6 separate regions of the Homo sapiens genome follow, and regions 1, 3, 4, 5 and 6 are each linked to region 2. Evidence: chromatin loops called from intact Hi-C (ENCODE). Cell type or tissue: HCT116. All regions are shown on one strand. Region 1 overlaps SEC61G-DT (SEC61G divergent transcript). Region 2 overlaps EGFR (epidermal growth factor receptor). Region 3 overlaps EGFR (epidermal growth factor receptor). Region 4 overlaps SEC61G-DT (SEC61G divergent transcript). Region 5 overlaps EGFR (epidermal growth factor receptor). Region 6 has its middle 73 kb from the start of SEC61G-DT.

Region 1 (5,000 bases), 340 kb after region 2:
GTGAGAACAGCCATTTCTAGGACTGTAGGATTTTAACACCTGGATGTCTGTTTCTATAGAAATACTGAGAAACAACAGGCAGAGGGTGGGTGGTAGGCACTGGACCAAGATGATTTTAAGAATTTCAATCAAGGAAAATACCACATAACTTGGCTCTCAGAAAATGAAAGGAGATTCAGGCATGAAATTAAGGACCCAACCAGCTTAGTTCCTGAAAACAGCCAGCATTCTTCCTGGAGCTGCTGTACGCGCTGGGCCCTGGCCGGGTGTCTGTGTGGCACTAAGTCCCCAGAAGAGGGTCTCCCTCCGTGGGGCAAGAACTGCTTGAAACAGGGGGTACACCAGATGCCTCAGCTCCAGAGGGAAGAAGACCTACAGGGTCCTCATGTCACTCAGTGAAAAGCACTGTGGGGCCACCCATGGCTGTGGTTTCAGGTGAGAACTGCAGGAAGAATTCTGAACTCAGGTAGAGAGAAGACAAAATGTGTTGAATATGAAAACTCACGAGCACCAGAGGAAAGCAATGCCTGCCTTCTCCAGGTGCCACCATACCCCATGCGAGAGCTGATGTGCTCACTTAAGGGTTCTAAACTCCAACTTTACAAAAGCAACCTCAATCACCTTCAAGGGCGTCTGATGACATCTGAGATAACAGAATTGGGCTGTGTGGGTTACTGGACTCAATTTCAAGATTGTCTCAGAAATGTTTTTGATTGACACGTTTCTGAATCAAGTTCCTGTGGGTATATATGTACGAACTTACCAGGGCTGCAATATTTTGAGACTCGATGGTCAGATGGCAACTCTCCCCTGCTCTTTGATGATTGAGATGGGGAAATGTCTGCAACAAAATGCATGGGAATCCTCAACGTCCTCTCAAAACCTGGAACGGCTCCAAGGTTCCTTTCACCCATTGCTCCTACTTCTATCCCCCATGGTCCTGCAGAGCGAGGCTGGCCCTCTTTCCGGTGACTGCCATTAAGGTGGCTGCAGATGGTTGGCAGCATCTCTGAATTCTCTCTTCTTCCGTGTTTCCTCAAAGGAGAGGATTTTGAGTCCTTCAACTGTCTTTGTTGCATTTTTTTCCCGAATGTGACAGTCTATCAGAAAATATTTGGGCTTAGAATTTAACACTATATTCCTCAATAAATAATCATGAAAAGCATCAGAAAGCCAGTCTGAAGACTGCAGAGAAGAGCAGGCCTACTATGTGCAGACGTCTCTCCTGCTGTAGCATGTGGTAGGCTCACATCTGTAGAGCTCTAGAAACAGCATAGTACCAGAGACTGACGCTCATGTGTTCTCTGCTAACTAGAAACTGAATTCATAACTTAAAAATTGAGAGCAACCAAAATAACATTTAATACTTGAATGAATAAGCAAACTGCAGTATATCCAGACAACAGAATACTATCCACTGGTTTAAAAAAAAAGAGCTCTCAAACCACAAAGACATGGAGGAACCTTAAATGCATATGCCTAAGTAAAAGAAATCAGTCTGAAAAGACTCCATACTATATGATTCTTAATGTACAGCACACTGAAAAAAAAAAAACTATAAAAATGGTAAAAAGATCAGTGGTTTCCAGGTGTTGAGAGCTACAGGGAGGAGCATACATAGGTTAAGCACAGGGGATTGTTAGGTCAGTGAAAATATTCTGTATGATGCTATGATAATGGATGAGTGATACTGGCATATGTGAAAACTCATTAAACTCTACAATACAAATTATCCAACTATATAACAAAAGGGTAAACCCTAATTTAAATTACAGATGTTAGCTAATAGTAATGTACTAACGTTGGTTTGTTGGTTGTAACAAAGGTACCACACCAATGCAAGGTGTTAATTTTTAAAAATAGCCAGAAACCAAAAAAACCAACCTCCAAACAAAATAGAAAGTACTCTTCCTAAACTCTTCTGCTGCATTTTCCTGTGGGTTTTGAACCCAAAAGGAGGCTTTGAGGCAGCCCCTGTCCCACCACATTGCTCGCTGCCCCGACAGGAGAGTTTCTGACCCTGATTCTGTTGCCCGACACATGGCTGTTCTTTTGTACATACATGAGTACTTGCTAGCCAAATATTTGGTGAGCATGCTCTTTATTCATCCATATGCCATGAATATAAGTGAACGGAGCAATTTATTCAACAACTATTGTTAAGTAACTGGTAGGAAGCAGGCATTGCTAGGTGTCATTGAACAAAATGGCCAATAACCACTGTCGTGGAGCTGAGACAGTCAGCGTGGCATCGTAATGAGGTATGCAGTGACAGTACTGTTTGACTCACTGCATCATGTGACAGCAGGTGGAGAACGCAGATCTGGGTGGGATCCTACTTCGCTAGTTACTAGCGAAGTCTTCTTGAGAGCTGACTTTACTTTCTGAGCTTTAGCGCTCTCTTCTGCAAGTCCAGGGTCATTACTTCTGTGGAGAACTTTTTTCAAGCTTGGAAAAGACAATGTATACAAACTCCAGCAGATCGGGTTTTTTGAGGCAGGAATTCTCAACTGTTTCTGTCTCTGTCCCTGTGTTTCCGTTTTACCCCTTCCACCCACCCACCCACACACACACGCATATGCGCGCACACACACACATATTTCCTTCTATAGTTTCCTATTTCCTATTTAAATGAATGTTACTGGTAAAAAAGGAAATTTGCTCTTACATGCCATGCAGTGTTCCTAGGGTAACTCTTTAGTCTCCTAGTTGGTGACTGACACGTTTTAAAATATGTTCCAGATGTGGGGTGGGGGGAGGGGGGAGGGATAGCATTGGGAGATATACCTAATGCTAGATGACGAGTTGGTGCAGCGCACCAGCATGGCACATGTATACATATGTAACTAACCTGCACAATGTGCACATGTACCCTAAAACTTAAAGTATAATAATAAAAGAAAACAACAACAACAACAACAACAACAAAAAATCTGTTCCAGAATTTTTAACACTCACTATAACAACATCGTAGATTGGAGAATGCAGCATATTTGGATTTGCCAATTCCAATCTTCTACCACCCTGACGCAAATCCTGCATGCGCAACCAGAGAAACTACTGTAATGTGACAGGGGCCCTTGATTTCTGTGAGGCTGCAGCGGGCAGCTGAGGGGAGAAACTGAGCCTGGACAGACAGGGGCCTCCAGAGTTGGAAATGGGCGACGTAACTTTGGTGGATAGACAAGAAATTGTGAAACGTGAAATGCTGATGGAATTATCCTAAAATAATTGATCATTTTGCTCCGCCGGGGTGATAAGGAGTGAAGTGAGGAGCTGGGGTAATAGATCCCAATGGTGCAAAGTGCAGGGTGACTTGGAATAAAAGAGTGGAGAAGGTGAAGAGAATGAGTACGTGGTTTAGTGGGATTTAAGTTTATTATTTCAGAGGTGGGATAATCACGGTGCTGGCTTAGCTTAGGGTGTGGCCAAGAGCACAGACTACTCAAATAGCATGGAAGTGAAGATTGTCAGAGTATAACAGAAGAATGTTTTTAGAAAAATAATAACAAGGAATAAGTATCTGTACCTGATATCAAAACATACTGTAGCATCATGTTGAAAACAAAGAAATATGAATGAAAAATATAAAAACATATGAATGCAAATGCGTAGAGAGCCCAGAAATTGACCTAGATTAGTGTAGGATTACTATAACCTTGTAAAACAGCAAAACATCATAAATGATATTGGGTTAATGATACAGTGTTGTGGAAAAAAATAAATATACAACTATATTCAAAATTCCCAAATATATCAAAGAACAAGATATTAAGGAAATTATAGATGGGCCAGCAAAAAGGCAGAACTTTAAAGTGTTGATAACATTCTAAGAATTAAGGCAATATAAGATAGAAGAGAAAAATAACAGATGCAATTACATAAAAATATACAATTTTTCTAAGTAAAAGAAAGGATAATATAAAAATTACAGAAGAAGATTGGGTAAGACATACAAATAGAATGCAGACATGAAATAAGGCAAGTGGTATAAACAAATATAGCCCTCATGGAAAGTTAAAAGGCTATAAAAATATTTATACGACTCAGACCAGTATTCTAACTCCTAAGGATTTATTCTAAGAAAACAGTGGAAAGGAAAAAAAGTGAAGTCCATTGAAGTATTGATTGTAACGTGATCTGTAACTGTAAAATAATAAAAAAAATAAAGTATCTAACAATAAGGAAATGGTTAAGGAAATTAGGACATAGTAGCTAAATGGCATATTTAGCTATTAAAATAGTAATTTAAAAATATGAAATTATATTATGTAACAATAAAATATTTGAGAGAAAAATTTAAGGCTATGGCTATAATTATTTATATGGTTACAGACATGAAAATAATAGACTAAAATGTAAGGTAATTACTTTGTGAGTTAGGTTTATGGATGACTTTTTTCCTACAATTTTATTTAAGAGTTTAAAATATTGTTTTATAAGAAAAGTATGGGAGCATGAAGCAGACGGCATGGGCAGGAAAGAAAGCGGAGCCGGCTCCAGGTCTCACTGAAACCAGGACGACAAGGTATCCAGATGAGGCACAGGCTGAAAAACGTCTAGACTGAGTCCGAGGCTCAAAGGCCATTTCCTAAACACTGAATTCTCTAACTAACACTAGAGTTAATTTGTGTTACTCACAGGAGGCGGGTTTGCTCTAGGGTGCAGAGAATGGGGACTGGAGGAAGGAATGCTGGAGAAGTGTTGTTCTTGGTTTTGAATCTGACAGACTGCCCATGTCCTAACCACACACACACACACACACACACACACACGATAACTACTGGGGGACATGGATGTGTTAATGTGAAAATTATTACACAATGAATATGTGTATCAAATTATCACATCTTATGCCTTGATTGTAACTGCCTTTTAAGTAGTTTGGTGGCTGAACTGGGTTTCTTTGCTATCTGAGCCATTAATTTCACAGAAGTCTGACAGGGGTGCAGAGTGCATGAGGGCCCTCTTCTGCCGTGGGTCCGTGCTGGGACAGTGTA
Region 2 (5,000 bases):
GTAAAAAATTTACAAAAATCAGTGTTAAAGAAGGCTAAAGAAGGCTATCTTAAAAAATACATTCCTTAAAAATTGAGAAATAATCATGTACATCTATGAAGACACTCAATTTACCACATAAAAAAATTTTATAAATTGTGACTATAGAACTAGACTAGTCTATGAAATTGATTTAAACCACACAATAGTTTGTAATAATGGAAACTAGAAAACCTATAGTTGTGAGTCATAATGAAATAAGTGGTTAAACCAAAGTAAATACACTTATTTAAATTTTCATTGTGGGTTTAATCAAAACTTTTGTGGGATGGAAAAAGTCATAATTTTGAAGACAACTTTTATTCACAAAGCAAATTTTATGTTTTTTCCTCAGTTGTTCCTTATTTTACCCTATTTTATTCCACAACTAATAAATAGTTCTTAACTGATAGGCATCCAAAGATACCTGTCAAACTGAATGTGAATCTATATTGGAACTTGAAAATACACATGTGATACTCAAAAAGTCCTTTTGAATTTCTGACAATCTTCCATGTACATTATAATATGCCTTCTGGACTAAACATGCCAAGCTGCGGCATGCCCAGCACAGCTGCAAACTCATGTATCTCTAATTAAGTTAACAAGCAGAAGACTTGAAAATAACATCTCTTTATTTTGAGTTAGGGAACAGAATACCCAAACTGGTGGACTTCCAACCCCATGATTCTCCTTCTAGCCATTAAAAGAATCCAAAGCCAAGCTTGTGATTTGTAAAATATACACTAAGTAGAGTGAGAATACCTCTTGGGAGTTCCCACCCTCTTGGGAGTTCACTGATGCTTCTGATCACAGGAAGGCCAGTTCACAAGGGACTGTGGAATATGCTTCCAGTGACATCATCAAACTTCTACAGTGTGAAGATTGTGATGGTACCATTATGGGATGATCTCTAGCCAGTTATCTCAACATGCTGGGTCTCAGTGCTCAGTGTACTCTGATTGACATGGGGCCAGCTCGGCGAATTTCACAGGGCAGTTGTGAGCAGTACTGAGATCATGGACATGAAAGGGCCTCAGAAATCATAGATCTCTCTAAATATGGAGCATGACACTGAGGCTTCACATGGCAGCAACTATTGCAATCTATTTCTGCCTATGTGCCTTCAATGATAACTGTTTTACCTTCATTGGTTTTTAAACTAATAATCTTAAATCACTTTCCATTTTTTATGGGCAACTGAATGGCTAGTAAATCAGAAATGAATTTGACCTGTTATTGGACTATAAGAAACAAAATTGGGCTAAAAAAGATTTCAGAAAGCAATACCCGTTGATCTGTTATGTATTCAATACAATAGTTTCATTTTGAGTCCCTACTGTGTGCCGGGCAGCACCCTTTGCCCTGGCAGGCAGTTTCTCATAACGTTTCCATTTTAAACACAAGGACACACAGGAAACAAGGCTTTTGGACGGAGGAAGGCAGATGATTTACCTGGAACTGAACCTGGATATGGCTGGGGTGGGCCTCACTGTGTCCTGAATCCTGGAACTGGACCTGCATGTGGCTGGGGTGGGCCTCGCTGAGTCCTGAGTCCTGGAACTGGACCTGTGTGTGGCTGGGGTGGGCCTCACTGAATCCTGAGTCCTGGAACTGGACCTGGATGTGGCTCGGGTGGGCCTCACTGTGTCCTGAATCCTGGAACTGGACCTGCATGTGGCTGGGGTGGGCCTCGCTGAGTTCTGAGTCCTGGAACTGTATCTGTGTGTGGCTGGGGTGGGCCTTGCTGAGTCCTGACTCCTGAGCAGGGGACATTGGAGAAAGGACAGGATGCTGGCTTCGATTCAAAATCCCTCTGTGTGAGAGGATAGATAGCAGTGAGCGTGCTGGGCCTGGCTTTCCTTCCTAGACAGAGGGTGAGTAAACGCCTCCTCTCGGGCCAGCATTCTACTTGTCTAATCTCTGCGCTGAGACTTTTGCTTACTCATGTTCAGGGGCTCTCTCTTTACACACAGGCATACTTTTGAACTGAATAATACCACTTCCCCTCCAAAAGTCTGTGGGCCAGGCCGGTGCTTGCACTCTGTGCCTCCACTGTGTCCAGGGCATCTGCCTTGCTGCTTCAGGGCCGTGTGGCTCCTCCAGTGGCGCCTCAGACCTGCCAGAGAAGGGCAGTGCAGAGCCAGGGCGGCAGGAGCCCCAGCAGAGCTGGCCTCTCCCTTCCTGGCTCGCTGGGGAGCCGACAGCACCACAGAACCCGGGGTGGGACAGAATGGGGCAGTGTGGACGTGGGGATGACGGAGATTGCATGATTATCACCAAAGGTGAGCTCAGAGACATCTGGTAGAAGGTAGGGGGAGATACAGAATTCCTAAATGGGGTTGGCATCAAAGATCACTGCTGGAAAATCGGCTTCAAAACCCGGCCAGCTGACTTCAGGAAGCCAGCTCTTTGTTCAAAGTCAAGACTGCCCTGTGCTACCTCCCTTCCCCTCTGACTTCACGTCCCTCTTTGTTACTGGAGAGCTGGTGAGCACCAGGCAGTAGAAAGGTGCCAAGGGCTGCTGGGGGCTGCAGACTGCACAGCCCAGCCCAGCCTCCACCACCCCAGCAGGCTCACTGGGCAGCTCACTCTTTCTTCCTCAGCTTTGCATGAGACAGCTCAGTGCTGCCTGCCAGGGTGCAACTCTTCTCTTCCTAGACAGGCCCTCACAACCGAAGGCACCCTAGCAAGGTGATGTGCAGGTAAAGACAGGCAGGGCTGCCGGGAGTTCACCTCGCTGGGCGCTGTCTCACCCAGTCCACACACCTTTTCTCCTCTATCTTCTATTCAGTTCAGGCCCGTGACTCACTCCTTGATGACAAAGGCTGAGTAATATTTCCCATATGAAGCTGTTTATTTGCTGGTTGAGCTGTCGCCCTAGAAGTCATGTGAATACCAAGCATGGCTGAGAAGCTCCGTGGCCAGATGGAGTCAGCCACAGAGGTTGCATGATGACCCTTTGGCCAGGCTCACTCCACCCTGCTCTGAGATGCACACCAGGCACCAAAGTTGCTTGTTCTTTTGTTCATTAATTCAACTACAACATATCTAGTAAAGTAGCGCGAAGGTAGCTGCTAAGGATGAATCAGAAGTACTCACTGCCCTGAAGGAATATGTGAGTCCTTTGGGGAGGCAACTTTACACATGAAACAGTCACAGGACATCTCAGAGCCATGCAGTGTAGAGGTGTGCTAAAGGAACACACGTCAGAAAGAGAAGTCAGTCAGCTCGAGAACTGGGACGAAAGCACCAATATTCCTCATTACCAAGCAAATGAAAACATAATACTTCACATTCAGATTAGAAGACTACCTTGCCTACAAGTGCCAAGTGTTGGGCTTGGTGACTTCACCATACGTAAAATACATAGTCCCACCATTTACCACTAAAAATAAAGTTTCTTCCATTTCTTTTTTTTATGCCTTCCCATCCTCTGGATTCGAATTGGGGGATACAAGTTATTATCCTTCCTGGTTTGTTCATAGTTATCTGTAAGAAACACATCTTCATTCATTCTTCTTATAGTCAAAAATCCTGAAACAGATATGTAATTTGCAAGGAAATAAAAGATCTCTGACTCAAAAATTGGGATTGGAAATTCTTTTTGCAAATGTTTATCTGCAGAGAGATTTTGTTTGGCTTCCGTGGGGTGGTGCATATCCACCCCTAGCCCAAGATGGTTTAAATGTTCTTTTAAAATTTTTCTTCAATTTTTACCCATGTTTTTTAAAAAATCAATCTCTACTGCAGAATTGCGATTTAAAGCCATCTCTATAAACATACACACATTTACATTGGTTTACCCATGAACATTAGGAAAAAAGCATAAAAGCCCCTCTTTCAAAAAAAAAAAGACAACCAAAAATCGAAAGAAAAGAGCAATCACAAAGACACCAGGAGCAGGTCAGTGCACCAGTGTGCTTCTTTTTTTTTTTTTTTTTTCTGAAAGCAAAGATGCTCCCTGCGCTTGTCCCTTTGACCTCTGCAGCACTGGGCCACAGAATGGCCACGTCTAGCTGCTCCACTGTTCCATGACAGCTGTTAGCCTGGGAGGCTGTGCTGTGTGAATGTCTCTGAATGCTGACAGCGCAAGGGGTCAGCAGCAGGGACCTCAGAGCATGCTGGACACCCCAGGGCCTCTGGACTTTTCCCCCGAGGGTCAAACATGCAACTCTCAGTACTGACAGGAGCAGGACAGCCAGTGAATTGAATTGCTGGGGGGCAGAGGGCGCTCAGTGCCTTTGGGGTAGCTTGGGGAGAAGCAGCTTCGAGAGGGAGTGTCCGAGGGGCCCAAGCCGCCCCGCCTGTGGTTTCTAAGCCGACCCTAAGGTCTAAGCTCGCATGGTGCTGCTTCAGGCTGGAGGTGTTCCCTGAGTCGTCGTCATCTTGTCCTCTTTACTGCGGGGAACAGATGAGAAGCAGTAAAAGGAAGAAAAATAACCTTCCTAAAAGATTACTGACTCAATTTTACCAATGAGCAGTCCACTGCTTGCTTTTTTCAAGTTATAGAAACATGTCATGTTGTCAGCAGAACGATGCAGCCAGTAGTTTATGTTCATGTCATAAAGTGTTTGAAGAGTGAAAAAAAAAAAAAGAAGGTGGAAAGCCAGCCTCTGCCGGCAGTTTAGTCGACAGAACCACAGGCAGCTGCACTGTTACTGGCACATGTCAGTGGGCACTGGGCTCAGTGGAGTCCATGGTTTGGAATCCTGGTGCCACCCCTATGAAGGCAACATCTTAATCATGTTGGGTCTGTTTTCTTCATTTGTAAAACAAGGACTCATGTACCTGTGACTCCTGGGAGGGAAGTGAGAGGGGAGAGTCCCTGGTCAAAGCACCTGGCCCCTTAGTCAGACTTGAGTCTGAGTGAGACTAGAGGGGTTGCACAGGAGGAATCCCGTCCCTTTCTCTAAGCACTCAGAGGTTGCCGGCCTGCCCTCCTGCTCACATGTTGTGATGACCTCACCATGGAGCGGGGA
Region 3 (5,000 bases), 60 kb after region 2:
ATAAAGCCCTCATGCAGCTTGGATTTCGTATTAATACATCTCAAGCTTGTACAACACTACTAACAGAATGTTATAATAAACCATACCAGTATCCCAAAGAGATGCTTTAATACCAAATGTCTCATTTATAACAAATTACTAATGGACAATTGCTAGGCTGGACAAGTGAACAAGGACAATTAATTGAGGTAAACAGGCTTGGACATTTCCAGTTGAATGGAAATTTCCACGCGATGTGCTTGCTTGTCTCTTTGTAAAGAACTGTTGTGCAGAGTTCCACTATTGCACCCCCACCCCTTGAAAGCCAGCCCATCTAATTTAATGCTCTTTTTAGCTCAGCAAATTCTGATTTGGAGAGTTGATGTGCATGGATTTTTGTGCAATCTTATTTACAAATCAACTGAAAAAAAAATAAAGAGTTCCAATCCCAGAGTACACTGTGTAGCTCTGAGCGTGCCAGAGAAGGCAGCTGTGGTGCACTTGTGATGGCCTCTGAGGGCTCTGGGTGCTGTCCTCACTACGGTGGTAGGTTCTGCTGCCTGAGTGTATCCATTACAGGAACTCGAGCTTTGGGTGGCCCATTATAACCCAGCTCAAGAGGATGTGTCTCCAAGTTTCAGGAGGAACATAGCTGTACATCAGCTGCAATGTTCCTGTGACCTAATCTAGGGGGAAATTCAGATTGGTAAATTTGTTCCAAAACACATTGTTGCATTGTTGTGGTAGTGGTTGCTAAGTCCATTCCCCAGTGAATATATTCTGAAATTAGATATAAACTATCTATATTATAAAAGCCCTAAAACAGGAAATTCTGTCATGTTGGTCACAGCTCAATTAATAAAATGACCTCCATACAAAGAAGGGTTCAGAGTGAATGAAAAGTGGCCACCGGTGTGGAGGAAGCTGGAGGCCTTCACAGATAAGTTAGGCCCAAACTGTCCTAGGTAGTATCCTCTGGTTGGTGGAATTCTTTGAAACATTTTTTTTTTTTTTTTTAGCTCCTGCTTCAACTTTAATTTGCTCTGCCCTTTAGAAGAATGCAGGCTGCAACCGTGGCCCCTGCCCTGGCCCTGGCTGCCCACTGATGGTCTGGGCTACCTACACACCCTTTGGCCTTCTATTCAGTTACTTACAAATGCTCTTTAAAAGTCTTAAGAAGATGACAAAGTGATTTTACTGGTATTGTGAGTTATTTTAGTTGCTCTTATACTGATTTTCCATGAATGTGATTGTTTTAATAGTAACCTTTGCCAAAGATTTCTAAAATAGATTTCTAAAATACCATGCAATCTCAAGGTTCAAATTCTGGATGAAAATAATGTTTTGTTGAAATGATCTTCCAAAGAGAACACCGTGCTTGGTAATTAGAATGACAGGTTAAGCATTATTCTTCAACTACCATAAGGAAAAATAATCTTGTCTTTGCCACCTAATTGATTTGCTTACTAATTGATTTAAAATGTCCTTTCACTTTAATGAGTCTGTCTATTTACAGTGGTAGTTTATAAGGTTAAAGTATGCATTCCCAAATATTAGATATTCTTTAATCATGTCGTATATCCAAGTTGAAAACAGTAGGTATTTGGGGAGCAAGCAAGACGATATTTAAAATAATTAGGTATTTTTTAAAAATTCATATTATTCTCAAAAATAATTCTGGAAAGACTTCGGTGGCCTTTCACATTGAATGAGAGAATATGATGTCACCACTTACACTTTCTGTTTCTGTTTTATGTTCACAAACCAGGCCAGGGGGCCAGCTGTAAACCCACATTCTATTTTGATTACATTGTCATAACTTTCAGTTCTAACTGGAGAAAGCCAGAATTTAAATCTAGCCAGAGTATTAATGCTGCTCAACCAGGAGGGAAATGAAAGTGGGATCTCAGAGTGAACATGTGGTCCTTCCGAATTTCCTCCTGGACCTGGACAGGACTCATGGTCGAACCCGAGATCCTGAAACATTTTCACCGTGACTCAGAGTGAGCAGGAAGGGTGGGGCTGGCCTCTTTGTTTTCTCACAAGGTTAATAGCGTGTACCTTAGAATGAGCCAGAGCGCAGCAGGGGTAACAGCACATGGCTTAGCCTTCGCGAGGCAGATGTGGTGAATGAGCCGTTGAGACCGCCCCTGACAACGTCAGGCTGTTTGCAGTACCCATGGGCCTCGCCCTCTCCAGACTAGGGGAAGGGTGTGTCTGAGATGCAATCTAAGAAATGATCATTCTTTAAATTCTAAAGGTGAAGAGATGTAAACAGCATTTTAATTATAATTTGCCTAAAATGTGTTTCTTGTAGAGGATAGGCATCCCTGTGCACATGCAAAATCTTGGAAGAAAAATATATGTTGAGAAGGCTTGACTAAGGGACAGAACAAATAGCACGCTGGTTTTCTGTTTTCCTTAACGCTGATAAGGTCAGAAGAGCTGTGAATGTCTCTATGTAATTAACAGGGTGCAAAAGAACAGGAACGAGATTCAGGGGACTCCAGAAAGAACTTTAATTTCTGTTCCTTGGTTTCCTCATGGGACACATGGGACGAAGTATTAATAGCTATAAATGCCCATAACAACTGAGATTTGATAGTAAATTCCAAATTAAGTTAACACTTGAACTTTATAAAAAATACACACTTCATTTCCCTATGGGCCATATACAAAATGTGAGCTGCAATCAAAGTCCTGGCTAGGGAGTTTCTGGTAACGTGTCTGTATTATGGGATGTACACACTGAGAAAAGCATTGATCACTGCACCTGCAGAAGCCTTTCCAGCATGTGCCTCACCCACATACTGCCTGAAAGTCTTCTGAGAATCATTCTATAGTCACAAAAAAATCCCCTGGGAAGGTCCTACACTCATACCTATTTTACAGATTGAGGAAGTGGGTTGAGAGGCTTGATAACTTGTGCAAGGCAGCGTGGCTGGTAAGCAGACACTCTTCACAATTGCACTATGCTGTCTGCAATATCCAACTGCCCTTTCCTTGATCCGGCACATAGTTTGAATTGAGGGAAGTCTTTCAGTATTTAGAAAAATCACAGATGACTAAATGGTAAAATAGCAGAAACAATGAGTGAGAAGTTAGATATTTGCTTCATTCCAAGGGAAGAGAAACGACAAAGTAGTCAGGTAGTTAGCCAAAAGCTCAGCCTCCAAGAGCAGTCAGATATAGCAAAGCCTGAGAATTCCTTATCTAAAAGTAGTGAAATGTGAAAGGCTAACATGAGAAATTTCATCCTGATTATAAGGAAATTTTCCAGACAGTGAAGTGAATTGAACTGTAATCATGTACCTAAAAAGAAATCATGAAAGTCCTTTGTGTATGGCATTTTAGAAACTGACAAGCACACAGGAAAGAAGGCAGGTTCACTGACTCCAGACATCTTTCCATCTGCACTATCTTTTTAAGGATTACTTTAAGGACCTCAAAAGGAGACAAAACAGCAGACTGTTAAAAGCAGCCGTCAATATTTATCTAAACACAATGAAGCAACTGCTTGTGCTACGACAAGCAGTAATAAAATGATGGGACTACCACTGTTGGTCCTATTAGTGGAAACAATTAATAGAAAAATGGGCCAACATGAAACTGTTGGTAACTTTGTAAGGGAAAATCACTTCCCTAAAAAAGGGAACGGCATCAGCATCACCACTCATGAGAGCAATGATTGACACTTCACATGCACCAGCAAACCTCATCCAGCCCGCAGCCCTCTGAGGAAAGCACTGCTGACAGCTCCATGGTGCCCACCAGAAAATGCAGGTGCAGCTGCTTCAGGAGCTTACTCAAGTCCCACAGCTGGTAAGTGGGACAGCTGGGATTTGCACCACATTCCTCTGACTCTGATGAACGTGCTTTTGTCCGTGATATAATGCCACAAATAGAGCTCTAAAATCCACCTTGAGTAGGCAGTATACTCCAAAGTTGTGCAGAGTACAGACTAGTAATAGGTACAATTGCTAGTAATAGCTACAACGCTTAAACTGATGTTGCATACATTTAAAATTAAGTTTGCATTTGAACTTGATAAAACGTGTGCATTTAACTTACTTCCCTGCAGGTCACATACGAAATGAGAGCTGGATTCCAAGGCCTAACCAGGGAGTTTCTAGTATTACTGTGGCACACAGTGGACGCTGCACTGACCACAGTGTGTGCGAAAGTATTTCAGGTCTCTCTACTCCATTTTCTCTGCAGTACTCTCTGACCCAATCCAAGAGAAAAATGTGCTGCAATATTGGCTGTCTTCTGTTGGTGTTGCTAAGTTACTGAATATTTTGCCTTGCCTTGCCCAGAAACTGTGTTAATTGTCTTTAAAGAGATAAGCTACATTCTGGAACATCTTTGTATATGCCCTAAATGTACTGAGTATTTTTGTAAAATAAATTTTGTTCTATTCTTTCTCTCTCAAATATAATTTGGAGAGAACCATGTGATTCTGTACTAATTTGAAACATAAATCTCTAACATATTATTAGTATATAAGCAGAAAAATATCTTTTTTTAGAGTCCTTGGGAGCTGTGCGTGTGCCTACGCAGGCACACCCATGCATCCTGGTAAGACTGCCTAGAAAGGAAGAGACCCATGCTCTGAAAGGGATGATGACATTGAACAGAGAACATGATGGATCACAATTCTGCCAGTGAAGGCAGGGCAGGTGGAGAGGTGGGTGCTGGTCTGGTCCCTGTGTTTAACACAGCCAGGCCATCTGTTTTAGTCCTCTTTTCAAAAAACACATTTTTGAGAGAACTTAATTTATTTCTTGAAGGTTCCGAATAATGAAAAAAGAATAGGCAAAATACAATTTTATATAACAGAAGGCAAATTGAAACACATATTCAAAATGCTTGCTTCTTTTCTTTTGCCCCTAAAGTCTTCACGTGAAAATATACAAAGGCAATTTTGGAAATCAGCATATGTGTTCCTATCTTCTATGAGTTCTCTACCTCACGCAATTAATGGAATGGGAATGGGGGCAGAAGCCTTCCAGCTCTTGAAC
Region 4 (5,000 bases), 360 kb after region 2:
ATTAGGGATTTTCAAAAGGGGAGGGAGTGTGTGAATAGGTATGGGTGACAGACATCACGGACTTAACAGGGTAATAGAATATCACAGGGCAAGTGGAGGCAGGGCGAGATCACAGGACCACAGCACCCAGGCGAAATTAAAATTGCTAATGAAGTTTCAGGCACCATTGTCATTGATAACATCTTATCAGGAGACAGGGTTTTGTGATCAACTGGTCTGATCAAAATTTATTAGGTGGGAATTTCCTCTTCCTAATAAGCCTGGGAGCACTATGGGAGACTGGAGTATATTTCATCTCTGCAGCCTCGACCATAAGAGACAGGTGCACCTGGCGGGGGGGCTGTTTATAAGCCTATACCTCCAGGCGCACATTCTCTTTCTCAGGGACGTTCCATGCTGAGAAAAAGAATTCAGAGATATTTCTCCCATTTGCTTTTGGAAGAAGAGAAATATGGTTCTGTTCTGCCCAGCTCACCGGCGGTCAAGAGTTTAAGGTTATCTCTCTTATTCCCTGAACAATTGCTGTTATCCTGCTCTTTTTTCAAGGTGCTCAGATTTCATATTGCTCAAACACACATGCTGTACAATTTGTGCAGTTAACGCAATTATCACATGGTCCTGAAGCGAAATACATCCTCCTTGGCTGACAGGATTAAGAGATTAAAGTAAAGACAGGCATAGGCAAGCACAAGGGTATTGACTGGGGAAGTGATAAGTGTCCATGAAATCTTCACAATCCACGTTCTTCTGCCATGGCTTCAGCCGGTCCCTCCGTTTGGGGTCCCTGACTTCCTGCAACAGGAGTTAGTCACAAGATTCCAGGGAAACCACAAACAAGAGGTGGGAAGCAAATTAATGACAGAGTGAAGCCCTCTGTGTCAGGCGCTTTGCACACATTATCCCTGGTAGTCCTCAAAAGCAGCCCTAGGAGAGAGGTCTGGTTTCATCTTTTCTCTGGAAAACAAACTAAAGCTCAGGGAGCTTTGGTAACAAGCTCAAGACATTAGCAGTAGTGGTTGGGAGCAGAACCAGGCTGTAAGCCCAGGGTTTCCCTCTTCCAGCTTCCGCTTATCTCCCCACAGTGCGTGGAACCTGGGTGGGGCAGCAGGGCCATCAGGGCTGCAGGGTTGGGCCTTAGCGAGGGAAGCTTGTCAGGTCCATGCATGGCCCAGCTAGGAAGTTAGCCTTTACTCATGGTCTGAGGTTCCCTGTCTCCCGGCTCTTCTGTTTGTCAGTCCCCGATCCCTGCCCCACACCGCCCCCCAGCCAGTGACTGCGGTTGTCCTAAACTTTGTCCTCTGGTTCTTCAAGGCAGTGGGATGTTCTCCATGTGAGCTTTCACCATCCACGTGGCACAGACCAGGGGCTGCCCCAAGAGTACAAGTCGTGGAAATGGGAGGTTCACCGGCACCTCCTCCTCCTGTAGGACCCCGCCCTCGGCCGGCCCCTGCCTGCCCTCTCTCCAGTCTGCACTTAGCTGCTCTGTACATGGAGGCTAGAGTCCACAGTTATCTGTAGAGTTCTAGAGTTCGTCTGATGGACACAACTTTGTAATTACCAAGAAATAATTTTTTTTTTTTTTTTTTTTTAAAGACAGTCTTGCTCTGTCGCCCAGGCTGGAGTGCAGTGGCATGATCTCGGCTCACTGCAGCCTCCACCTCCCGGGTTCCAGCGATTCTCTTACCTCAGCTTCCTGGGTAGCTGGGATTACAGGCACATGCCACCACACCCAGCTAATTTTTGTATTTTTAGTAGAGAAGGGGTTTCACCACGTTGGCAAGGCTGGTCTTGAACTCCTCACCTCAAGTGATCTGCTCGCCTGGGCCTCCCAAAGTGCTGGGATTACAGGCGTGAGCCACTGTGCCTGGCCCAAGAAATACTGTCTTACACAAAACATTCTGAATCAAACGGATGGTTTCCAGAATGGATTCATTTTCTTTTCCCCTCTGCTAATAACCTGGTCCTAGGCTCCCTTAGAAGACGCAGTTGCTGCAGGGTTTCCCGCCTCCGAGCAGGTGAGGGCATTCACGCTTCTGCACTGCCCTCCAGTGGCTGACTGCCTGAAATGCGAATCAGATTCTCTGGGAAGCAAAGCGCTCTTCCCAGAGGTAAGGCGACTTCTCAGGGGCTTCCATTATGGAGTAACAAACCGCAGTAGACATGAGTCTCCCTAATAACGAAATAGATTACTGGATTGCAAACTATTTACATTTTTCACTTTTATTTGCAACAACAACAGAAAAACAAAAGCTCTTGAGATGTTTAAAGGATCCGTGACGTAGTTATTGAGTGTAGACAGTAATTAAGTATATTAGAGAAGACTCCCATAAGCACCTGGAGAAGAAAGTACTGAGGACAATCGTGTCAATGACGTGAAGAACTGCCAGGTGAAATGAGACTTTATTGAGAAAGACGCCATACACTTTTGCTTTCTCTGAGTAACACCGCCATCTTGTGTCTTTTCTCCATACTTCCGATAAAACTAGGCAAATCTTTTGCTACTTTGAGCACTTCTAAATGTTTTCTAATAGAAAACATTTTTGGAGCTTTGGGATTCCAAAGCATTTAGGAGCTTTGGAATGTTCTTTCAAAGCTCAAACAGGAGAAAATACACATAAACTCTTCTTAAAAAACTGCATGGAGGTGTAGTTTATATTCAATAAACTGCACCTTTATATCAGTTCAAGGGGTTTTGGCGAATGTATACACCCAGTCAACCTCAACACAACATGTAGATTTCCATCACCTCCCAAAGTACCCTTGTACCTATTTACAGGCAAGCTCACCCCAGCTCTTGTCCAGGCAACCACTGATCTGCTTTATGTCCGTTCTGACTTTTAAGAATTTCATCTAAAAGGAATTATATAGCATGTACTCTTTTGTGTCTGTGTAAATACTTGCTTTTTCCATTTAACATAACACTTTTGAGATCTATTCATTTTGTTAAATCTAACAGTATCTTATTCATTTTTCCTTCTCAGTACTATTCTCTTGTATGAATATACCCCAATTTATTGACCCAGTCTCCTGTTGATGGGCACCTGGCTTGCTTCCAGTTTTTGACTATTAAGATTGCTATGAGCAAATGTGTGTAACAAATGTGTACAAATGTTCTCATTTCTCTTGGTAAATACCTAGAAGCAAATTACTGGTAGAGTAAGTAGATATTTAACTATAAAAAAACAGCCAAAGTATTTCCTAGAATAGTTATACCATTTTCTTTTTTCTTTTTTTCTTTTTTTTTTTTTTGAGACGGAGTCTTGCTCTGTTGCCCAGGCTGGAGTGCAGTGGCACGATCTCACCTCACTGCAACCTCCACCTCCCAGGTTCAAGCAATTCTCCTGCCTCAGCCTTCCGAGTAGCTGGGATTGCAGGTGACTGCCACCACACCTGGCTAATTTTTGTATTTTTGGTAGAGACAGGGTTTCATCATGTTAGCCAGGCTCATCTTGAACTCCTGACCTCAAGTGATCCACCTGCCTCGGCCTCCGAAAGTGCTGGGATTACAGGTGTGAGCCACCGCGCCTGGCCAGTTACACCATTTTCTATTCCCACGGCAATCAGTGAGAGCTCTGGCTGAGCCATGTCCTTGTCAATATCTGGTATGATCATCCTTTTGAACATTGATTCTAATGGGTGTGTGGAGGTGACTCATGATGAGTTTAATTTGCATTTTCCTGCTAACTAATAATGCTGAGCATCTTTGCATGTGGCTATTGGCTATTTGTATATATTCTTTGGTTAAAGTCTGTTTAATTCATTTGCTTCTCTCACTTTATAAAATTGGGTTATTTATCTTCTAATTATTGAATCATAAGATTTCTTTATATATGATGCTCTATAAAAGTATCTTGTCACATATATATATCGTTATTTTTTTCCTAGTTTGTGACCTGCCTTTTTATATTATTAATAGTATCCTTTGGGGAGCAAACATTTTAAATTTTGATAGTCTAATTTATCATTTTTTAAAGTTACAGATTTGTGGGCCGGGCGCAGTGGCTCACGCCTATAATCCCAGCACTTTGGGAGGCTGAAGCGGGCGGATCATGAGGTCAGGAGATTGAGACCATCCTGGCTAGCACGGTGAAACCCTGTCTCTACTAAAAAAAATACAAAAAGTTAGCCGTGCGTGGTAGCGGGCGCCTGTAGTCCCAGCTCCCTGGGAGGCTGAGGCAGGAGAATGGGGTGAACCCGAGAGGTGGAGCTTGCAGTGAGCCGAGATCGCGCCACTGCACTTCAGCCTGGGTGACTGAGTGAGACTCCGTCTCAAAAAAAAAAAAAAAAAATTATAGATTTATTACCTCAAAAATGTTTGCCTACATTGAGATCACAAAAATTTTCTCCTACATTTTTCCTAGAAGTTTTATAGTTTTACTTTTTGCATTTTCATCCATGATCTTTTTCATGTTAACTTTTGTGTATCATATGTTGGAAATACTAAAGTTTTTTTTTTTTTCCATACAGATATATAATTGTACCAGCATCAGCTCTGTTCCTGTTCTTAGCTCCTGTTCTTAGAGAAAATAAGTTCAGTCTTTTGCCATTAGGTATGATGTTAGCTGCACATTTTTAAAAGTGCCCTCTATAAGCTTGAGAGTTTCTTTTTATTCCTGCTTTGATGAAAGTTTTTGTAATAAATGTGGCTAAATTTTGTCAAGTGCACTTTTTCTTCTAGTCCTAAGGGAGAAAAAAACATTTTCCCCTCCTATTAATGTGAGGAGTTGCCTTGGTTTTTCAAATATTAAGACAACCTGGCACTTCTAAGAAATGTTCCACCTGATTGTAATATATTGTCCTTTTTATACATAGATGGATTCTATTTGTTAATATCTTGTTAAAGATTTTTGCATCTAGATTCATGAAGAATATTGGTGTAAAGTTTTCTGTATTTGTCTGGTTTTGGTATCAGCATGATGCTGGCTTCAAAAATTGAGTTGGAAAGGGTTCTTTTTATATTCTGAGAGAGGTTATGTTTTATTACAATTACTATTGCTTTT
Region 5 (5,000 bases), 68 kb after region 2:
CCGTACACTTAAAAATGGTTACAGTAGTAAATCTTACGTGTATTTTACCATAATTCAAAACTTAAATGTTTTTAAAGTGAAAAAGAGGCAGCAATGGGGTTCTCACTTTAAGCTTCTCACCTCATTTACCAGTAGGTAACTTGTTGGGGCTTTCCCAGTCATTCTGCGTTGTCTATGCAGGCAACTATTTGCTTGAATGTCCGTTTTCCAACAGATGCCTTCCAACACGTGGAACACTCTGGAGTCATTTCCCCATGGGCTCCGGCTCTCCCTTCACACTGTGCTTCTGAATAGTCTTGAAAGCATTGCAGGAGACGACAGCACTTTCCTGCAGACACAACCACCTTGAGGGTTTCTTCTGACCTTTGCTCCTGAAATCCTTTGCTGACCTTTCTGACTTTTGCTCCTGCAGCTGTGCTCACGCAGGTGCAGCCCAATGGTTTTCTGAAACTGCGCCCTACCTCCCTCACCCTGACAGCAGTGCTGCAGGAGAGATGTCACTGTCCCACCAGGCAGGTGAGGAGCCGAGGATGCAGGACTGGCCTAGGTCACCTGGCCAGCCACTGCATGGTGGGGCTGAGGCATAAACCAATGGCAAGGACGCCTGCCTCCCAAGTGACCAGCTCAGCATCCAGTTCTGTAATTCCATGTCTCTGTGGATGCATGGTTTACTTTTACGTTTTGGAATATCTATATGAAATCATGGGTTTTTATGTAGCTGTATCATTGTCAAGCTTGAGAAATGCACACATCAAAGACTTTGTTCCCGTCTATCTCAGAGGAGGAGAAGCTAGGCAGCTGACCTCAGGGAGCAGCCAGAGGCTTGACCTGAGGAGCCTCTTGCTTACTTGTGAATCCACAGCACCCCTGGTGACAAAAGAGAACCTGCGTGAACCCCACCCCACCCCAGCACGGTGGAAGGAATTCAGCTGACTTTCACAATAGCAACCAAAGCTTTTGAACTGCCCTTTTTGTAACCAAGCAAACCAAACTCGACAGTGAAAAGAGATGCCTCTGTGATGTGCGAAAGATAATTCGTTACAGTGAGTTAGAAACTGATTTGCTTACAGAAATTTTGGTTTTATATTTGATTTACTTGTGTGCCGCAGGCTGACGGTAGCCCTGGCCGGAGGAATTCGAGGCTACAACCCAAGCTCCCTTGCCCTGTCGCCTCTGCTTGCACCAGCTCCCGGGGAACATTTCACACCAAATATTTCTTTGTATTTAAAAAAGGACTGTAAATGTCTGAAAATAATAGCTGGCACGACAGTGCCTCATTAGTTATCAAATGCCACACTATTATGACCACGGTATTAATTTTTTAGTTTTCACTTACTGGATTTTTTAAAAATGTAGGCTGTAGTTTTCAGAAATGTCAACTGCCAGAACACCCCCTGCTGACAGGGAAAGAGGCTTTGCAAACATGGGAGGAAAGGACGCAAGAGGGGAGTGCGGCTGTCCTGTGCAGGGGACTCTGTCACACACCACGAACGCCTCAGTCAGACACCTCCTCTGCATGGTACTTTCATCACGTAGTCACTGCGAGGAAAAACTGTGCTAGAAACAACATGCAGCTTTTTGGAAAAGTTTATCTTTGTCAGGATACATAATAGGGCCAGGCTTCAGGAGGCCTTCTCCAGGGTTCTAAAGGAAGGCAAGAGCGAAAGGAATGCAGCCGTAGAGAATAGTTTTGGAATGACAGAGGCCATATGACTCAGCTTCACTTGGCAAAAAAAAAAAAAAAAAAGCCACTTAGTCACTTACTATGTTGTCCCCTTCCCCTTGCCTTCAGCTCTGCCATGCATGTCAAAAGCATGTTAGTGAAGAGGGAAAGTAAAATGGCCACTTTTCTCTGGGGAAACACAGCCATGTCCCTAATTCCCCCAACACCTTCTGGGGACGCTTGAACTCATCGCTGGTTGAATTCACAGCCATAGCTAACATGTTTACAACATGATTCACTGTGTCATGATCTCAAGCCATTTCTTATTCCTTCTGCAACCAGAACCTTTTAATAAATACTCTTGAAAATGGGAAACTGGCTGTCAGTTTTTAGTGACTTTCCAGCTCTTGCTTTATATTTTTAATCTTAAAATAAAACTGATCTTTTTAAAGACACAAATGTGTTAGTAGCCACCCAGATACTTCTAGTGAGTAAATTACTCTTCTGGAATAACAAATTAGAGGCTTTTGAAAGTGCATTAACCCTTTAGACTCACCCTGCGCAGCTCACTTGTGCAGGGAGTTTCCACACAGCGCATGAGTCACCAGCAAAGCTTACTCCTCGTCCACCCCTCTCCTCCCTAGGGAGTAATTTCCTTAGAACATCTCAGTGTTTATGCATTAAAGGCCCAGAATGCAGCAGGAATCTCCAGTAACACTAAGAAATTCCAGAGTTGCACATCTGAGGAAGTGGGGAGGAATCTTCATCTGGCTCTCCCAGTATTAAGCGAGCAATCATCAAAAGTGTCACTTTTCAGATAACTTGAGTTGACTTCTGGAAGCTTCGAGAATGCTTTTTGAGATGCTTTTCAATACATGCCTCTAAAAAATTCACTATAGTGTGCCTTCTGATTTTATTATATTTGGTTTGTGGTATGGTGAGTGGCAGACCTCTTCCAGGAGGACGCAGTGTTGTCACCTTGACCAGGAAATGCAGGGACATGCCCATCTCTTGGGCTATTGGTATATGTGGCAGGTTATTTGCTAAAACAGAAATGATGGAGCCAGTAGGTTTGTGTCTACTTACCATTCTTTTATTCCCTGATTTTCCTTTGTTTTAGACTTTGAAATGGCAATTTCTAAAATTCAGAAGGCTAAGATCAATGAGAAAATCCATCCTTGTATTGTTAAGAAGCCTTTATCTTGTTATATAATGGTTTCACTATCTTTTCTTGGGGCTGTCATAATCCTTTGTGGAAATACAAGAGCTTCTGGTTTCTAATTAGGTTTAAACCGTATCTAAATTAAGAGTAAATGCGCACTGACTGAGAGTTTGAAGAACCAAAGAGAAAAAAGAAGTGCATAAATGTCAGTGGAATCACTTTACAATCTCTGTTTGGTTTGCATGAATGGGTGTTTGTGTGTGTATTTCAAAAGTGGGGAAAATGGACTCTGAAACAGTAAAGGATCCTTTCTGGATGTCTGGATACTAACATATTCTCCTTAACAAGGCAACACAAGCTGCTCTGAGAACAACAGCCAATTCTGGATAAGTGAAATTGCAATGAGTACTCCATTAAATTATTTTCCATGTGTGAATGGTGAAGCTTGCATAATTGGCTTCTAGTGGGGAAGAACACGACACAATTATTATGAATTAAAATTACATCTATTTGACAGTCAAACATGACCTGTGGATACTACATACAACCTATTTTTAAGCATTAATCTATAACTTTGCATATAAACTGCAGGTATTTTTTAATTAAAATTCTAGTATCAAGATCATAGTTTAAGGAAATGTATTATTTTGTATATCAAAAATAGAGGTTCTCTTAGGTTTACAAGTTTTCTTTTAGTCCATGGAAGACTTAACGTGCTTAAAAAAAATCTATTATGTTCAGGCTAATAAATCTACAAGACTTTATATAATTTTTTTAATTAGATTTTTACCACCTGAGGGTTTTGTGTGGAGATGAGAAGCCAAGAAGAGACATACACAGTATCAAGTGAGTAATCCTAAGAATGACTGTACTCATTTCACTGGAATTTTTCTTTTCAGAAGTGAGCAGCTGGCATTTGCCCTCCAGGACGGTCCTCAAGCTGTGGAGCGCACTGATGGTCTTCCTTTCATTTCTGCCTCCTTTCTGAACAGCATACCTTCATCTGCCACTCCATCCTTTTGCTCCACTCCTCTCGAGGTGCAGACCTAGTGTTGACACCAGTATTTACGTCCATGCCCATGACGTCCTTTGTGTTAGTCTGGCTGATGCTGTGTGTTGTCTGTTGGATTCAAGATGGCCCCATCTCAGAAAACTGAGAAAAACTGCGTGTGCTGATGGTAAAATGCTTTGCGAGAACCTCATGGGAAGAGAACTTTTTCCATGAGTGCAAGTTTAGTATTCATTTAAAATACTATTTTTTGTTCATTATATTTCCTCCCATACACCTGGTCTTTTAATCTTAAACACACACACTAACCCCTCCATAATTCTATCTCTGTCCAGAGAATTCCACATCGTTTCAATCACATCAGCACATGTGGTTCGATCTAAATTATGGACCAAAGTAAAATAAGAGCCTGAACCTAAATGACTTCACCAGGGAAGAGGATTCAAACGAGATCAAGGAGGAAATGCGGGGGAGAGAAAACTTGGCCAAAAGGCAGAAAAAGATGTGAGAGGAGGTGAAGGGAGCCAGTTTAATGAGGTCGGTCGTTCTTGCTTCCGGGCACATATTTCTTCATTTCTCTTATTTTCTGAAACTTGACCCCCATGTGTTCTTTCCATTTGACCCTCAGTGAAGAGAATGGAGATGCAACATGAGGTCCTGGAGCAGGCAGACTTTGGAAGCTGACAACCCTGAGCTTGCCTTTGGGGTCTGTGAGTTTGTGGAGAAAGACTCTCCATCTCTGATCCTCTGGTGTTTCCTCTCCTGTAAAAAGGGAACCGTGGTGCCTCTCTCGAAAGCCAATTTCAAGCACTGAAATAAACCAATGGGCTTAGAGCACAGTGCCTGGCATGAGACGGGCATCCACCACATGGTAAGATTCATCTCGTATGAGCAGCAAGGGCTGCACAAACTTTGTATTAAAAGCACATTTTCAAGTTCAGAGCACAGCAGCACATTTTAAGTAGCTTTTCAAAGATGCCACAAGTCCGTTTCTGATATTTTCAAAGAACTGGGGAGGGGAAAAAAGGAAACTGAGAATTCAGAACAGCCCCCAGGACCACCTTCACATAAAATAGCGATGGGAACGTGCAGTAATATGGGACTCTTTGGTTGCTTATCAGTTATGATCCAAATGGCACAAATATAATGGAAGCAAGCACCATGGA
Region 6 (5,000 bases), 300 kb after region 2:
TGCAATTAAACCATTGCCTATCAGCCCCAAACCACCTCTCCGCACTCCGCAGTAGTGATTTTCCGGCAATGTCACTGCCAACTCAATTTCTCCTTTGCGGATTGGTCCCTGTTCGCTTCCGCCACTGGGACACTGGACCAGGCACTGGGAGGCGGGAGGAGAGCCGAGGGGACTAGGGCTGTGGCTCCCTGTCCTTCCTGGTAGGGTCCCTCCGCAAGGACGCTTCGACCTGGCAGCAGCAGTTGGTCATCCTCTTCCAGCAGTTCCGGAAGCAGCGCCTCTATGGCCCCTGAGACGTCTGGGGCCCGCCCTGGGCCTTCAAACCCGAGCGGTCCAGGCAGAGAGAAGCAGACGTGCCGCAAAGGCCACATGGTGAGCTTGACGCTAGGGCGCCCCAGCCAAGGCTCTCAGCCTCCACTGCGTGTTAGAATCGTGGGCTCGGGGCCGGGCGCGGCGGTTCAAGCCTGTAATCCCAGCACTTTGGGAGGCCGAGGTGGGCGGATCACGAGGTCGGGAGACCAAGACCATCCTGGTTAACACGGTGAAACCGGTGAGCCGAGATCGCACCACTGCGCTCCAGCCTGGGCGACAGAGTGAGACTCTGTCTCAAAAAAAAAAAAAAAAAAAAAAAGGAATCCTGGGCTAGGAAGCCTGCAGAGTCAGAATCCTAGGGCAGGAGGCCGGCCCTGTAGAAACGGGTGGGAGCCGGCCACCCGGGATGAGACAGGGTCAGCCAGGAGCCAGGCCCCAACCATTTAGCTGCCGTCCAGGCACCCTCCGGAAGCTTCCCTGCGCCTGCTTTGAACCCATGGTTGCCAAGCGCGGTTACTCATGCCTGTAGTCCCAGCACTTTGGGAGGCCGAGGCAGGCGGATCACGAGGTCAGGAGTTCGAGACCAGCCTGGCCAACATAGCGAAACCCCATCTCAACTAAAAATACAAAAATTAGCTGGGCGTGGTGGCAGGCGCCTGTAATCCCAGCTACTCAGGAGGCTGAGGCAGGAGAATCGCTTGAACCCGGGAGGCGAAGGTTGCACTGAGCCGAGATCGCGCCATTGCACTCCAGCCTGGGGACAGAGCAAGACTCCGTCTCAAAACAAACACAAACAAAGACAAACAAACAAAAAAGAACTCATGGCTGAGAAATGCCGGCCGGATCTCAGCTCCTCTCGGCCCGCGTGTCCAGAAATCGACACGGATTCTAATCAGGGGTTGAGAGACATGAAGAGCCCACCCCCCTCCATCCCACCTGCCGCCAGCACCAGCCCGCACCGCTCTAGGAGCCGCCACCGCTGCGGCCACCGCTGCGGCTTCCCTCGCATGGCCGCAGGGCCTGGAACCAGTGCGCGCCTCGGATGCAGGCTTCGCGAAGATTCGGCAGCCGCAGGGCCGGGCGCCTGGCCACCAGCCTGCACTGCTCCTGCTGTGTTGTGCCAGCCTCAAGCCAGATTTACGTTGCTTCTGGAAAAGAAACGCGTCATTACTCATCCAGGCTCGGAAACAAGCGGCACTTCAGCCTCGTCGCCGTCCCCTGGCTGCACAGGGCGGGCGACTTGGGCCGGCGAGGCCAGGGCTGGACACGGTTCGGGATGAACGCTCCCTGACCCACGTCTGGCCTGCTGCCCACTCAGCCCTGCATTATGGAAGAGTCACTCAGCGTCGCTGCACGCCTCGGTGCCCCTATTCACAAACCTGCAGCCCAGTCCTGGGCTTCCTCCCCCAGATGGAGCAGGCAGGGCTCCAGGACCAGTCCTGTGTGAACCCCAGGCCAGCGAGGTGCAGTCCTGGCCCTCTTAGGAGGAGAATCCTTAGGATCACCTTCCTCTACTCTGCGCTTCTATTGAAAAACCGCATTGCAAGAGGGAAGTGGTGGGGCAGGGAATGGGGAGGCTTTTCTACTTTGTTTGAAATGGCATTACAGCTTCTCTGATTTTAAGAGTAATACATTATCATCGCAAAAAACTCAAGGCAAAAATAATTTCTGTGATATCAACTTCTAGAGATAATTTCTACTAGTATTTTATTGTATTTTTGAGGTACATATTATGAAAAGAGAAAGAGGATAGGTGTATTTTAAAACCAACAATGATTTAATCTTTTTAATGATGTTTAAATGCTTTAATGCTATTTTGTTTACTTTATTTCCATCTGCTATAATCTTTTAACTACTGTTTTGTAAAAATACTCACTAAGATAACTCCTAACACCTTTTCTACTTTATATTTTTTGTGTATTTTTTCAGTGTTTGAAAGTTGTATGGTATATTTTAGAGGACGTGGAATAGATTTTTTAAAAGAATATGTATTGAATCAAATGGTGCACTTAATTCAGCCTAATGTCTTCAAGGTTTACCCATGTTGCAGAAATGTGTTAGAATTTCCTTCCGTGTAAAGGCTGAATAATATTCCATTATATGTGTATATCACATTTTCTTTTTATGGTAGTAAACATTTTATTTTTATTTATTTTTTAGTTGACAGAAAAATTGTTTGTATTTATTATGAACAACATGATGTTCTGAAGTACAGTAGTCTTCCCTTATCTGCAGTTTCCTTTCTGCGGTCTCAGTTACTTGTGGTCAACCATGGTCCAAAAGTGTTAGATGGAAAATTCCAGAAATTAAGAATCAGTTTTAAATTGTGTGCCATTCTCAGTAGTGTGATGAAATATCATACTGTCCCGTCCATCACACCCAGGATGTGAATCATCCCTTTGTCCGGCGTACCTGGGCTGTTATACACTACCTGCCCATTAGTCACTTAGCTGTCTTGGTGATCAGACTGACTGCCAAGTATAGTGTGTAAACCAAAAAGTATCTGAGAAAGGTCTCCATCAATTCAGAAGTTAATTTTGCCAAGGTTAAGGAAATGCCCGCAAGGGAGGTCTGTGCCTTGCTCCAAAGACGATTCTGAGGGCTTTGGTATTTAAAGGGGAAAGAGGGAAGTTGTGGTTACATGACTGAATCCATGTGTTGCAAGAGAAAAGGAGCAGGTAGGGGAATAGCCTATTATGTGTTCTTCTAGCTCTCAGTAAATCGGCGCTTCACTTAAGATAAGGTGAGGGTACAGTAGCTACCTGTGGAGATGTTTAACCTTTTATCTGTACTACTCTGCTTGGGAATAAAAGGAAAAGCAGCTTCTTGCATGACTCAGCTTTCAGCTTAATATTTTCTTTTAGCAGAGTGAAATTAGGTTCCTAAGTTTTGGTTTTCCTTTCGCAAGTATATGTAGGGTTTGGTACTATGCATGGTTTCAGGCATTTACTGAGGGTCTTGGAATGTATCCTCTTGGAATGGATAAGTAGGGACTACTGTATATATACATTGTGGAATGGCTAAATCTAGCTTGCATTATCTCACATAGTTGTCATTTTTGTGGTGGGAACACTTAACATCCTCATTCAATTTTTACACGCAGGTACTGAGTGTCTACCATGTACCAGATTCTGCTCTGATACTGGGGACAGAAGAGAGACAGGCCACACCCTGAACCCACGGAGCCAGGAGCGATGATGAATAAGAAAACAAACAAAAAAAATTGAGCAAGATGATTTCAAAGTGTGGCATTAGGTAGTAATAAACAAGATGATGAATGAGTAGGCAAGGGGTGGGAGAAGGTTATTCAGATAGGATGGTCTGGAAAGGTCTCTGTAGAGGTTGTGTTTGATCTAAGAGCTGAAGGATAAGAAAGACTCGGGGATAGAAGGGACTTGAAATATTACAAGAATGGAAGGGAGGCTAAACTGCTGAAATACCCGTGTGCATGTATGTGTACGTGTGTGTGTGCATGCATGTGTGTGCATGCATGTGTGTGTGTGGTGATGAAAGACAGATGAGGCTAGAGAGAGCCTTTTATTATTGCAAAATATTATGTTTGAAGAGTTTTAAGCTTACGAATGAGACAACCTGATTATTAGATTTAAAAAGATGGTCCTGGCTGCTTTATGAATTAACATTTGTGTAAAGTTTTACAGTTTACACAGTATTTTCCCATTCATAGTCTCATTTTATCCTCATTCCAGACTTTTGAAAAGGTCTTCCTCATTCCCCTTTATTTTTCATTTGTGATAAGAACACTTAACATGAGATTTACCTTCTTAACAGATTTCAAGTGTACAATACAGTATTGTTAACTGTAGGCATGACGCTGTACATCAGATCTCTATAACTTATTGATTTCACAAAACTGCAATTTTATATCCATTGGACTGTAACTTCCCCTTCTCCTCTCCCTCCAGCCCCTAGCAAACACCATTCTACTCTCTGCTTTTATGAAATTGACAGTTTTAGATTCCTTATGTAAGTGAAATCATGCAGTATTTACCTTTCTGTGACTGACTTAGCATAATGTCCTCAAAGTTCATCCATGTTTTCACATGTTGCGGAATGTCCTTCTTTTCTAAGGCTGAATAGTATTCCACTGAATGTATACACCAAACTTTCTTGATTCGTTTACCTTCCAATGAATATTTAGGTTGTTTCTACATCTTGACTATTGTTAATAATGCTGCAATGAACGTGGGAGTATTAATTTCTCTTCAAGATCCTTATTTCAATCCTTTTGAATAAATACCCAGAAGTTGAACTGTTGGATCATATGTTAGCTCTATTTTTAATTTTTTGAGGCACTTCAATACTGTTTTTCATTATGGCTGCACAATTTTACATGCCCACCAACTATGTACAAGGGATTCAATTTCTCTGTATCCTCACCGACATTTGTTGTCTTTGTTTTTTTGATAATAGACATCTTAACAGGAGTAGGGTGATATCTCACATTGTGGTTTTGATTTGCAATTTCTTCGTGATTAGTGACACTGAGCAACTTTTCATATACAAGTTGGCCATTTGTATGTTTTCTTGAAGAAATGTCTATTCAGGTCTTTAGCTCATTTAAAAATTGTGCTACCAGGTTGTTTTTTTTTTTTTTTTTTTTTTTTTTTGCTATTGAGTTTTAGCAAATATTGTAGCAAATATGTTTCTTAAGTATTTTGGAAATTAAC

What was found. Hi-C counts contacts between places; a loop is a spot of excess contacts. Peaks named below come from ENCODE experiments on the same cell type or tissue, not always from the same donor. Only the 100,000 strongest peaks of a DNase experiment are listed, where the experiment ranks them.
Region 1: it touches region 2 in a loop (4-fold over the local background); 9 of 110 quality-filtered maps call a loop at or near these places.
Region 3: it touches region 2 in a loop (6-fold over the local background); 34 of 110 quality-filtered maps call a loop at or near these places.
Region 4: it touches region 2 in a loop (3-fold over the local background); 9 of 110 quality-filtered maps call a loop at or near these places.
Region 5: a loop joins it to region 2, with 6 times the contacts of the local background. A loop is called at or near these places in 29 of 110 quality-filtered maps.
Region 6: a loop joins it to region 2, with 6 times the contacts of the local background. A loop is called at or near these places in 8 of 110 quality-filtered maps.

What each region holds. Positions count from the first base shown.
Region 1 is chr7:54,786,152-54,791,151 of GRCh38, reverse strand. The region is part of intron 2 of SEC61G-DT (SEC61G divergent transcript); the gene reads right to left. Among named protein-coding and RNA genes, the nearest start is that of SEC61G-DT, 29 kb to the right of the region's middle. RefSeq lists a silencer at 2,064-2,741. In HCT116, a CTCF peak has its summit at 2,391; a DNase peak (open chromatin) is centred at 2,331.
Region 2 is chr7:55,130,903-55,135,902 of GRCh38, reverse strand. The region is part of intron 1 of EGFR (epidermal growth factor receptor); the gene reads right to left. Among named protein-coding and RNA genes, the nearest start is that of EGFR-AS1, 56 kb to the left of the region's middle. RefSeq lists enhancers at 2,124-3,123, 2,064-3,263, 3,777-4,684, 4,990-5,000. In HCT116, no CTCF peak of the experiment used is centred here; DNase peaks (open chromatin) are centred at 1,942, 2,416 and 2,892; H3K4me3 peaks cover 1,981 bases; H3K27ac peaks cover 3,918 bases.
Region 3 is chr7:55,071,188-55,076,187 of GRCh38, reverse strand. The region is part of intron 1 of EGFR (epidermal growth factor receptor); the gene reads right to left. Among named protein-coding and RNA genes, the nearest start is that of EGFR, 55 kb to the right of the region's middle. RefSeq lists enhancers at 1,630-1,799, 1,312-2,511. In HCT116, no CTCF peak of the experiment used is centred here; a DNase peak (open chromatin) is centred at 2,037; H3K4me3 peaks cover 340 bases; H3K27ac peaks cover 1,661 bases.
Region 4 is chr7:54,771,376-54,776,375 of GRCh38, reverse strand. The region is part of intron 1 of SEC61G-DT (SEC61G divergent transcript); the gene reads right to left. Among named protein-coding and RNA genes, the nearest start is that of SEC61G-DT, 15 kb to the right of the region's middle. RefSeq lists a silencer at 1,965-2,124. In HCT116, a CTCF peak has its summit at 2,066 (motif pointing left); DNase peaks (open chromatin) are centred at 2,025 and 2,405; H3K4me3 peaks cover 821 bases; H3K27ac peaks cover 625 bases.
Region 5 is chr7:55,062,578-55,067,577 of GRCh38, reverse strand. The region is part of intron 1 of EGFR (epidermal growth factor receptor); the gene reads right to left. Among named protein-coding and RNA genes, the nearest start is that of EGFR, 46 kb to the right of the region's middle. RefSeq lists an enhancer at 90-666. In HCT116, no CTCF peak of the experiment used is centred here; DNase peaks (open chromatin) are centred at 1,747 and 2,297; H3K4me3 peaks cover 1,943 bases; H3K27ac peaks cover 3,132 bases.
Region 6 is chr7:54,829,717-54,834,716 of GRCh38, reverse strand. No RefSeq gene overlaps it. Among named protein-coding and RNA genes, the nearest start is that of SEC61G-DT, 73 kb to the right of the region's middle. RefSeq lists a silencer at 209-400 and an enhancer at 2,701-3,900. In HCT116, no CTCF peak of the experiment used is centred here; DNase peaks (open chromatin) are centred at 2,736 and 3,516; H3K4me3 peaks cover 1,973 bases; H3K27ac peaks cover 3,345 bases.